Regions from separate parts of the Homo sapiens genome. Here region 2 is linked to region 1. A link is an interaction called in ENCODE POLR2A ChIA-PET data of the cell type or tissue named here. Cell type or tissue: PC-3. All regions are shown on one strand. Each heading gives the region's core, and the rest is flanking DNA. Links, peaks and the distances in the headings are about the cores only.

The links. Peaks named below come from ENCODE experiments on the same cell type or tissue, not always from the same donor. Only the 100,000 strongest peaks of a DNase experiment are listed, where the experiment ranks them.
Region 2: POLR2A ChIA-PET joins it to region 1 with 5 read pairs; 1 of 35 experiments calls an interaction of 5 or more read pairs at or near these places.

Annotation. Positions count from the first base shown.
Region 1 is chr5:150,522,206-150,526,205 of GRCh38, reverse strand. The region is part of intron 2 of NDST1 (N-deacetylase and N-sulfotransferase 1); the gene reads right to left. Among named protein-coding and RNA genes, the nearest start is that of NDST1, 16 kb to the right of the region's middle. RefSeq lists enhancers at 1-669, 2,826-3,703. In PC-3, for the core only: a CTCF peak has its summit at 2,239 (motif pointing right); a DNase peak (open chromatin) is centred at 2,275.
Region 2 is chr5:151,094,039-151,100,026 of GRCh38, reverse strand. No RefSeq gene overlaps it. Among named protein-coding and RNA genes, the nearest start is that of TNIP1, 16 kb to the right of the region's middle. RefSeq lists enhancers at 1,272-1,321, 1,512-1,621, 4,789-5,988, 5,623-5,988. In PC-3, for the core only: no CTCF peak of the experiment used is centred there; no DNase peak of the experiment used is centred there; H3K27ac peaks cover 1,370 bases.

The DNA.
Region 1 (4,000 bases), core at 1-4,000:
GTTAGTGGGCTCAGGAGGTCTCCTGGAGAAAGGGACTTTTGAGCTAACATTTAAAGAACAAACAAGCACAAACAAAGGGAAAGGTAGAGGCCAAGAATAGCAAGTGCAAAGGCCCTGAGGTAGGACAGGCCTCAGCATGACCAAGGAATAGCAAGAAGACAGCAGAGTGACCAAGAGGGAAAGGAGGAGATGAGGCAGATAGGTCAGCTGGAGCCAGGCCTGCAGGGTGCTGGAGGATTGAAGCAGCAGCAGGAAGCCCTCAAAGACTCCATCAAAGGATGACAGGTTCTAATTTGCATTTTAAAAAGATCCATGTGGCTGCTGCCTGGAGAGTGAGTGGGGCAGGGCAAAGCAAAATGAGTTTGGAGGGGGAGATGGGGTCATGTGTGGGGCCCCCAGGAGAGCTGCTCAGGGAGCACACACAGGGGTGCGCAGGTCAGTGGCGGGGGCAGGGTAAAGTCTCAGCTGAGCCTGTGCCCGTTGCAGAGCTGTACCTGTCCAGAAGAGCGCCTTTCACTCATCTCCTCTAATTCCCAAAAAGGCTCTGCAGGGCCCTGGCCTTGTAAACCACATTAAGTAGCCTGCATGTGATTCTCCAAACATCAAGAGTACCTCCCCACCCTGTCCTGAGCCAGCCTGGGGTGCTGAGGCCCAGCGCACAGACCAGTCCTCAGCTACCTCCCCAACTCCAGGCTGCTCACGACTCCTAAGACAGCCCTGACCAAGGCTGGGAACTACTTGGGCTGTGTGGGGACAAAAGCGGTAGGGGCCAGAGACATTTCAGGCCTTGTCCATCGCCTGCTGAGGCCTGGGATGCCACACTGGACCGCGGGTGCTGAGGGATCCCATTTCAAAGTCCCGACCCTGAGCTGACTGCCAGGTGCTGGAGGCTCAGTCAGCTGCCCAGCCATCCAGGAAGGGAGGAAGCCAAGTCACTGATGGCCTATCCATTGGCAATGAAATGAACCAGGCAAGAAGGGAATAGAGGGCCTCAGCACCGAGAGGCTGGCCTCACTGCAGGCCTCACCCCACAGCAGTGGAAATCCCTCTTGCTCCTCACCACTGAGTACCCACTCCGGAGACACCAAGTCTTCCAATGGGGTCCCCCAGGCAGAGGGAGGAGGAGCCCTGATTCGGGAACGCAGAGGTGGAGGCCAAGCACAGACCTCACCATTACCTGGGGGACCTTGGGAATCCTACATCTCCTCTCTGAGCCTCAGGCTCCCTGTCAGCACATTTGCTCCTGTGGCTGGGTTAGAAACAACAAGCTTGACTGTCAGATCTTGGCTCTATGACTTACCACAGGTTGAGCATCTCTAATCTGAAAATCCAAAATGCTCCAAAATCCAAAACTTTTTGAGCACCAATGTGACCTCTAAAGGTCATGCTCAAAGGAAATGCTTATTGCAGCATTCTGGATTTCAGATTTTCAGACTAGGGATGCTCAACTGGTAAGTAGAATGCAAGCATTCCAAAATCTGAGACACTTACGGTCCCCAGCATTTCAGACAAGGGACACTCAACCTGTAGCTATGTCATTCGGGACAAGCCATTTAACTTTTTGAACCTCAGGTCCTTATCTGAAAATAAAGTGCCTACTTCACAGGATAGCTGTGAGAATTAGCCATGAAATGCCTGCAAAGCACCGAGCTCAGTGACTGGGACACAGTAAGTGCTCAATGAAAGAGGTCAGGTACTCCTTGCCAGACCCCTGCCAGGGTGTGTTTAGCCCCAGGTCACCTGGAATTTCAAGGTTGAGGCACGACAGTGCCAGGAAGTAGGGATCCAGATGAGGATGACCCTATTCCCACCACCCTCCAGGATCTCACAGGGGCACACATTGGTCAGGGCCACAAGACGGACACAGTGCTACCACTGCTGTTTACTGAACCTGGAGATGACAAAGCACGATAGCTACCATCTATTGAGTGGCTCCGGTACCAGGCAATGGGCTCAGTGCTCCCCACCCACTGTCTTGTTTTCAACACAGACCAGTGAGGCAGCAGCTGTAATTAGCCCCACTTTGCAGATGAGTTGAGCATTTTACCCAAGTCACTCTGTTTCTAAATGACAGAGAGATTTGAACCTGTCTGGACTTTTAAGTCCCTGCTCTCACACTGCCCTGGGAATCCAGCATCAGTGGGAACTGGAAAATGAGTTTTCAGATCCCTGGAGCCCACAGACAATCCCCACTTGGCAAGCCCAGCACACAGCGGGGAAGTTGGTCTTGCAGAAAGAGTGGAAAGATGTGCCTTGACCACCAGAGGGCATGCATTTGAGCAGAAAATCACAGGCCTCTGCTCAAAACCAAGGATAGTCTTGTCCTAGGCAACAGGGTAGGAAGAGCACCAAGTCCTGGAATTACCACTGGCCCCACGATGAGACTCTGAACATGCCCGCACCCCTCCCTAGGCCTCCTGTTTACCTTCTGCAGAGCAAGGAATTGGGGCCAGACAGCGCCCAAGCTCCATTGTACCAATTACGCCCAATGGCCACAGCCCACCGCCTGGTCCCCAAAGACTGTGGGAGCTCTGTGCACTGGGTGTGGCCTCTGATGTCACTTCTCCTGAATAAGTGGTATGTGAGGCTCCTGGACTCATCACATCGTGGTTAAGACTAAGGCCTCTGGGGCCGGACTGCTTGAGTTCAAATCCCAGACCTATACTCATCAGAGGCGTAGGCTTGGACACATTGCTTATCCTCCTTTGCCTCAGTTTCCTCCTATCTTAAATCAGGCTGCTAGCCACCTGCCTTCGTGTGAAGTGCGTGAATCTGCACAACGCATGTAGACGGTGCATGGCACTGAGTGAGCACTCAATAAACGTCAGCCTCTTGACGCTTTTCAGGCCTGGGACTCTGAATAGAACTTAACGAAGTTCATGGCAGGAAAGGGTACAGAGTCCAAGAGAAAAGAGACAACCAGACAATGGAGATAATCTGACTTGATGTCATTGTAAAGCCATAAACCAGGCCAGCGTTCCCCTGAGGGTGCTCTGTAAAAGAAAGGGTTTTGTGATCAAGCCAGTTGAGAACAAATCTCACTGGTTGCTCTACTGCAGGACTTCTAAGGGCCTTCAAATTCTTGGCTCACAATACCTTTCAGTGGCAGAGCTTCCTGCTGTATTAGGGTGTGAAAGAACACGCCATGAGAAGCCCTCCAGGAGACAGGGCCCAGTGCGCAAGTGCACCAGGAAGGCCTGGCACAAACGGGCACCCAGCAGCGGACACAGGCCACTTCTGACCCATCTCCCGCTCCTCCTCTCCTGGCTCACACCAAGCAAGAGGCTGCTTTAGGACTCGTGCACTTAACGTCCCTTCTTCCTGGAAGACTCTTTGCACAGAAAGCCACATGGCTCCTCCCCTCATTTATTTCAGGTCACTTTATCAAAGACGACTTTCCTAAAATAATGTCAAGCTCCCACCCCCACTACCCTCTGTGTCCTTTCCCTGCTTTGTTTCTTTTTGTACTGATCACACCTGCCCCATCCTGTGTTTATTTGCTCACTGCCTGTCACCCACCCACTCCCAAAGCACTGAAATGCCAGCTCCATGACAGCAGGGACTTTGTCCACTTCGATCACCGCTAGCACAGGACCACAAACACTGTGAGTGCTCAGTAAATATTTGTTGAATGAAGGAACAAATTCCCTGCCACCTCCAAAGCATCCAACTAAGAGTCCCAGCTAGTGTCTGCTTTCATCTTGCAGGTCAGACTTCTCTGACCACAGCCTCTGGATCCCCCGCCCACCATTCCCAACCTCCCCCCGCCAAGGACAGATTCTCTGGGACACCCTTCCTGCAAGGACCCCAATCCCGGCGGTCATTCTGGAAGCCCCATAAAGCCCAGAGCAGCTCCCCATCTGCCAGTGGGATTTCATTCTCCTCTTTCTCCTCATGCAAAATGGCTCTGGGTCAGGAGGTATATTAACGCCATACTCCACCACCACCAAGAGGGAAGAGCATGGGATAGAGAGCCCAAACTGTCTATGTCTAGGTTCAA
Region 2 (5,988 bases), core at 1,292-5,291, 570 kb before region 1:
CCCGAGTAGCTGGGATTACAGACATGTGCTACCACACCTGGCTAATTTTGTATTTTTAATAGAGATGGAGTTTCTCCATGTTGGTCAGGCTGGTCTCGAACTCCTGATCTCAGGTGATCCACCCGCCTTGGCCTCCCAAAGTGCTGGGATTACAGGCGTGAGCCACCGTGCGCGGCGCATGTGTTTGTTTTCATAGCTGTGAAGACAGCAACAGGCAGGTGAGAGAGTCTGGTCTCGTCCCTCCCTCACTTGTGACCTCAGACCAGCCATTGCCCTCACTGGGCCTCAGTTACTCCAACTTTATAGTGGGGGGTTGGATCCAACAATTTTGAAGAGCTCTCTCTTAATCTCTGACATAATGAGTCTGAAACAAAGAAAAGTTACCTTACCGTGTCTTTACTTCCTTTCTTCTGGGCTGTGAACTCAAGTGCCTTGAGGGCCAGCTAAGAGCTTTTTGGGATATTTGTCTAACTTAATTGAACTGTTACTGAAAGATAAATTAACAAAATGGTTCAGAGTTTTGGATTAAGACCTTTGTAACTAACTGACCGTCAGCACAGGAGCTTCGGTTTCCTTCTCTGTAAAACAGGGCTCCTCATTCCAATTCCACCTATCCTGTAGCCTTGTGGGAATAAAAGGAGGCACCACGTGGAGGTGCTTGGCAGGGTGCGTGCCTGGCTCGGAGTCAGTCTCACTACCTGCCCCGAACCAGGCTCAGTTGTAGGGGCTGAAAGGTGGAGCCCATGATGCTTTATGGCTTTGATTTCATGAAGTCCGTCAGCTGCAGATCACAAAGGCATTTGAACCCAAAAAGAAAAGTGCCTTAAAATATATACTGAGGGAAATGGGCTTGGGGCAGAAAGGAAAGAAGAGTGGAATCAGGGAATAGAAGTGAGGAGAGCCCATGGAGCTGAGGGGAACACAGAAGAGGAGGCCTAGAAACCAGGAATGAGGACAGCTAAAATCGGGCAGTAGCTGTCTGATGCCTCCCTAATGCCTCAGCATGCATTTTCCACATAATTTTCAGTTAAGGTAGTTGCATTCTGGTACTGGTCGGTAGCAGGAAGGAAACCCTAAGAGTTTGTGAGGTGAGGTAGACAAGATGAGAAGTGACAGTTTGTCTCCAATTAAGGAGGACTTTAAATGTCAGGATTTTCTCTGATAACCTAGGGGAAGCCTTTGGAGTTCTTGAGTGGGGAAGGTGTGCGTCTAGCTATGCTCTGAGGACAAATGTAGGAAGGCAGGGTGCCATTCGGGAGCCTTTTGCAACGGTCCTACTAAGAGCTCGGTGCCAGCTGAACAAACCACATTTTTTTCTTGGAGTTTTAGCAGAGGAGGAGAGTAGCCACTGTTCTGAACCAGAGCACCCCATTCATGCATGCATGCAGTTTACACTTAATGAGTGGCTCCTATGTTCCATGCCACGTGCTAGGTGCAAAACATACAAACCAATGTGGTTCTGGTGCTTAAGGAGCTTCCACTGAGTGTCCCTCCTGCTCAGCTCTCTCCAAAATGACACTGGAGATTGCTTCTGTGGCCAAAGTTTAATCGGGAGAAGCGATGGGGGCTAATTTAAAACTAAAAGGAAAGAGAAAGCAGAAGCCCAAACCGCTGCTGTCTCAAAGTGGGAGAAAGGGAGGCTGGCTGTGATGTTCTAAGGGTAGAAGGGGCCCTCAGAAATTCTCACCTCCCTCCCTCACTTGCAGATGAAACAACTGTCACTTCCACAGAGAGGAAGCAACTGGCCCAGGGTACATAGCAAGCTAGCAGCAGACAGAACTGGAATTGCCATCCCGGCCAGGGCCGGTGCTTTTAGAAGCACCCTGTGTTTTCTCCTTTTGTCGTCACCTGTGGAGGTGGGCTTCAATACTCTCTAGCTCCTCACTGCTCCCCCTCCTGCCTTGAGCCTTGCATTTTCCCTTTAGGGCAAACTGTTACAAGCTCTGAACTGGGATGGGCCAATCTTGGTCTTTGGGGCCACTAGGAAATACCCGAAGGAAGTTGCCCATTGGGAGGGGGGGTGCCCTTTTAACCTGAGCAGAGAGCAGCTATTTAGGAATTGCCACTCAACCTCCTGCCCGTGGCGGTGGTGTGGGAACCGCTGGCTGTTTAAAGTTTCCCTATGGCCAGGTGCCGTGGCCCGTGCCTGTAACCCCAGCACTTTGGGAGGCCAAAGTGGGCAGATCGCTTGAGCCCAGTTCAAGACCAGCCTGTGTGTAGCAAAACCCCGTCTCTACAAAAAATAGGAAAAAAAAATGCTGGAGGTAGTGGTGTATGCCTGCAGTCTCGAGAGGCTGAGGTGGGAGGATCGCTTGAGCCCAGGTTGCGGAGGTTGCAGTGAGCCATGATCGTGACATTGCACTCCAGCCTGGACTACCAAGGGACACTGTGTCTCAAAAAAAAAAAAGAAATCCCCCTATATTCATGGTGCCCCAGCACAGCTGCAAGCAATAAGTCGCCACCAGAATAATCCCACTTGAGAAGCTTTGCCTCCATGGCCGTTACTTCCTTTGCAGTATTATAGGGGTGATCACCCTCTTTTTACCAATGAGGAAACTTGGGCTCCAAGTGGTGAAACATACTGCCTGAAGACATAGACAGTACATCATGGATTGACTCACTGGAAATGGTCTTAGAGATGGCCCCAACCAACCCTCTCGTTTCACAGGTTTGGTAACTGAGGCCCAGAGACAGGATTGTGACCATTGTATTAGTAAGTGCCAGATCTGAGGCTAGAACGCAGCTGTCCTGATTCCAGGCTCTGCTCTCTCTGCTGACACTTCCTCCTTTACCTATTGATGAGGAAGCCAGACTGAGCTGAGCATGGGAGGGAGAAGGGTCGGGTTGCCCAACCTGAATTTCGGAACCCAGAAGCGGTAAAACAGCGCTCTAACATGCCTCTTCATTCCCCACCAGAACCTGGGTTTCCTACAGATTTCCCCACTTTAGGGTTGGAGTGAGGCAAGTGGGAAATTGTAGTTACATAACTGAGCCCTCTGCTCAGTGGTTAAGTCTGTGGAGGCAGGCAGGCCTGGGTTCAAATCCCATCCACCACTATTAGTAGAAGTAAATAAGTAACTTGACCTGTCTGTACTGGCAATGCATGTTTATTTCTGAGCACACTGTCTAGAACATACGAAGGACTCAGTATATCAGCTCTTTATTATCAATAATAGGCAGGATTCTATTTTAGAGAAGAGTAATCAGGGTCAGAGGGGGGAGTCTGATGCTCTACACTATGCCTGCTACACAGAGAGCTAAGTGGGGAAAGATTATTAGAAAAATCTCAACCAGACCAGGCTCAGTGGCTACACCTATAATCCCAGCACTTTGGGAGGCCGAGGTGGGTGGATCACCTGAGGTCAAGAGTTCAAGACCCGCCTGGCCAACATGGTGAAACCCCATCTCTACTAAAAATACAAAAAAAAAATTTAGCCGAGTTGCGGTGGCGGGCACCTGTAATCACAGCTACTTGGGATGCCGAGGCAGGAGAATCACTTGAACCCAGGAGGCGGTGGTTACGGTGAGCCAAGATCACACCACTGCACTGCAGCCTGATTGACAAGAGCAAAACTGTCTTAAAACAAAAAAAGAAAGAAAAAGAAAAATCTCAACCAAGCAAGGGACACTGAGTGCAGAAGCGATGAATTAACCACAGGGAGGACTAACAAAGGCTCCTTGGAGAACGGGACACTTGAGAGCACCTCAGCAGATGGTTAGAGAAGCTCTTACATTAGAAACTACTGAAGGAGGGAGGGGTGTCCAGGCAGAGGCAATGGCTGAAGCAAAGGCGCAGAGCTGGGAAAGGAGAGGTGTGTGGGAGTGCTGGGGCCCGTCACCCGCTGTGCGAGGACGCCCTCTGGGAAGGTCACTGAGTCCAGGCTGAAGAGTATGGACTTTATCCTCCAGGCACTGGCTAGCCCCTGAATGTGCTAGGGAGGGAGATTATATGATTAGAGATGTCCTTTAGAAAAGATATCCCCAGGGACCAGCATGGAGGAGACAGGACCAGCAGCTGGGGTCCCTAGGTGTCGGGGGGATGAGGACACAAGCCAGCACAGAGGATGCAGAGATGGAGAAAAGAGAAGGACACTGGGGAGCGAGAAAACAGGGAAAAGGGCCCTAAAGTGCCATGGGGAGTGAGCGGGGAGGAAGCAGATGTGAAGCCAAGTTCCATTCCCTAAGAACTCAGAGAAGGACATGAGGACAGAGGTCCCTGATGTAGGCTGTCCCACTGCCCTCCTCTCAGCTAGGTAAGGACTGACAAAACCCTAAACAAGAGCTGTCTGGGAATGTCCCCCCACCACACAAACAGGCCCAGCTGTTAAAATTTCCAGAACATGCATTTCCTTCTGTGGGATGGCCCCACCCCTTCCTCCCAACTACCACCATCTGCCTGTTGTGCTGCCAGCTGCAGGCAGAACCCCTCCCTGGCCGTCTTGAAGGCCATGGACCTTGACCTGGGAGGGCCTGAAAGGAAAGTAGGGAGGGTGGGGAACTGACATTTCCTTCCCCCACTTTCCCATGTGCCTGCTATCCACTCAAGGCCCGTAAATACTGCTTGTCACACAGAATTACAGTCACTGCCAGCCATACCCACAGAGCACACAGTAGAATGAGAAACACATTGCTGGTAATACAAAGGAGTGTAAGGTATTCTGCTGGTAACACATACAGAGACACACATTGTTGACCATACAGAGAAAATAATTTTTTTTTAGTTTGCTGATAACAACCAAAAATACAGACATTATGTGTGTGTGTGTGTGTGTGTGTGTGTTGCTGTGCACGTGGGAAACACCTCGCATATGTATCCTAACTTGTTCTTCACACACACTGGGGCATGTGCACACTCACACTTTTCTTAGTGCATAGCCTTAGTGTGCCCCACACACCTCCAGAAATCAGGAGTCTGCTTGTTGTTGTGTAAGCCCATCAGAGGAGGACAACCAACCAGGCTGTGTGGAGGGCAGACTTCGAGCCCAACAGCCCTGACTTGAACTCTGATCCTACTTGGCATCCTATTCTGGGAGACAAGACTAGCTCCTTGGAGAACCAGGCAGTAAATGAGATCAAGCCTTGGAAAACGAGTGAAGTCCCCGGGGAAGGCTTTCTGGATACGGTGAGGCGCACAGCGAGTGAAATTTAAAGAGGTAGCAGAGAAAAATTGATTCTCCTTCAAAAGTATGGATCCCATTCTGTTCACTTTTCCAGGAGCATTCTAGAAACTGGTGGTGAAGGGGTTAACTGTGCCAGCTACCACATCCCTTGCCCCCACAGGGCTTTGAAAAACCAGAGTGCTGGGATTTGCCCAAGGTGAGTCAGGGTCACTACCTTCCTGCTGCCTTTGGCCGTTCCCAGGATAAAACTCCCCTGGTTGAGTGAGATGGAAACCTAAAATGAAACCTTGCTAGAGTCCCGGACTCAAGCCTCATTACTGTCACCTTTGTCAGCAGCCGCAGCGCCAAATCTATCGTCACCATCATCACTTCTCCCTGAGGCCTGGTATCCCGTTGGGGTAGGAATGTGCTGATTTTGCTTGGGCAACGCACCCTCTCACTGGGCCTCAGACTCAATTTTCCTACATTGGAGGATACTTTAGAGGCAAAATGAGATTAATTTCATGAGGAGCCTAGCACAGTGCCTGGTACCCTGGGAATGTTCAGGTCCTATTACCTGCCCTTCTGTCTTTCCCAGTGTCCTCTCCTCTTTTCTCTCTCCCATCCCAGGGTCCAGGTTAATTGCAGTGCAATATTTGCATAGACGTGAGACCTCACCCGGGGAAATTCCCCCTGGTGACCAACCAGGTTTCCTTTCTGAGGTCAGGCCACATCATCAGACACTGCTCCTTCCTCTCCGGCTTGCCACTGCCACCGCTGGCTTTCGCCCCTGTCATCTGGTGGGTTTAGATCCTGGCACACAGATTTAGGCTCATCCTTTGACCTTGGGCACTGTCCAGAGGGTGGGGATGTGGAGGCTGGGCTAGGG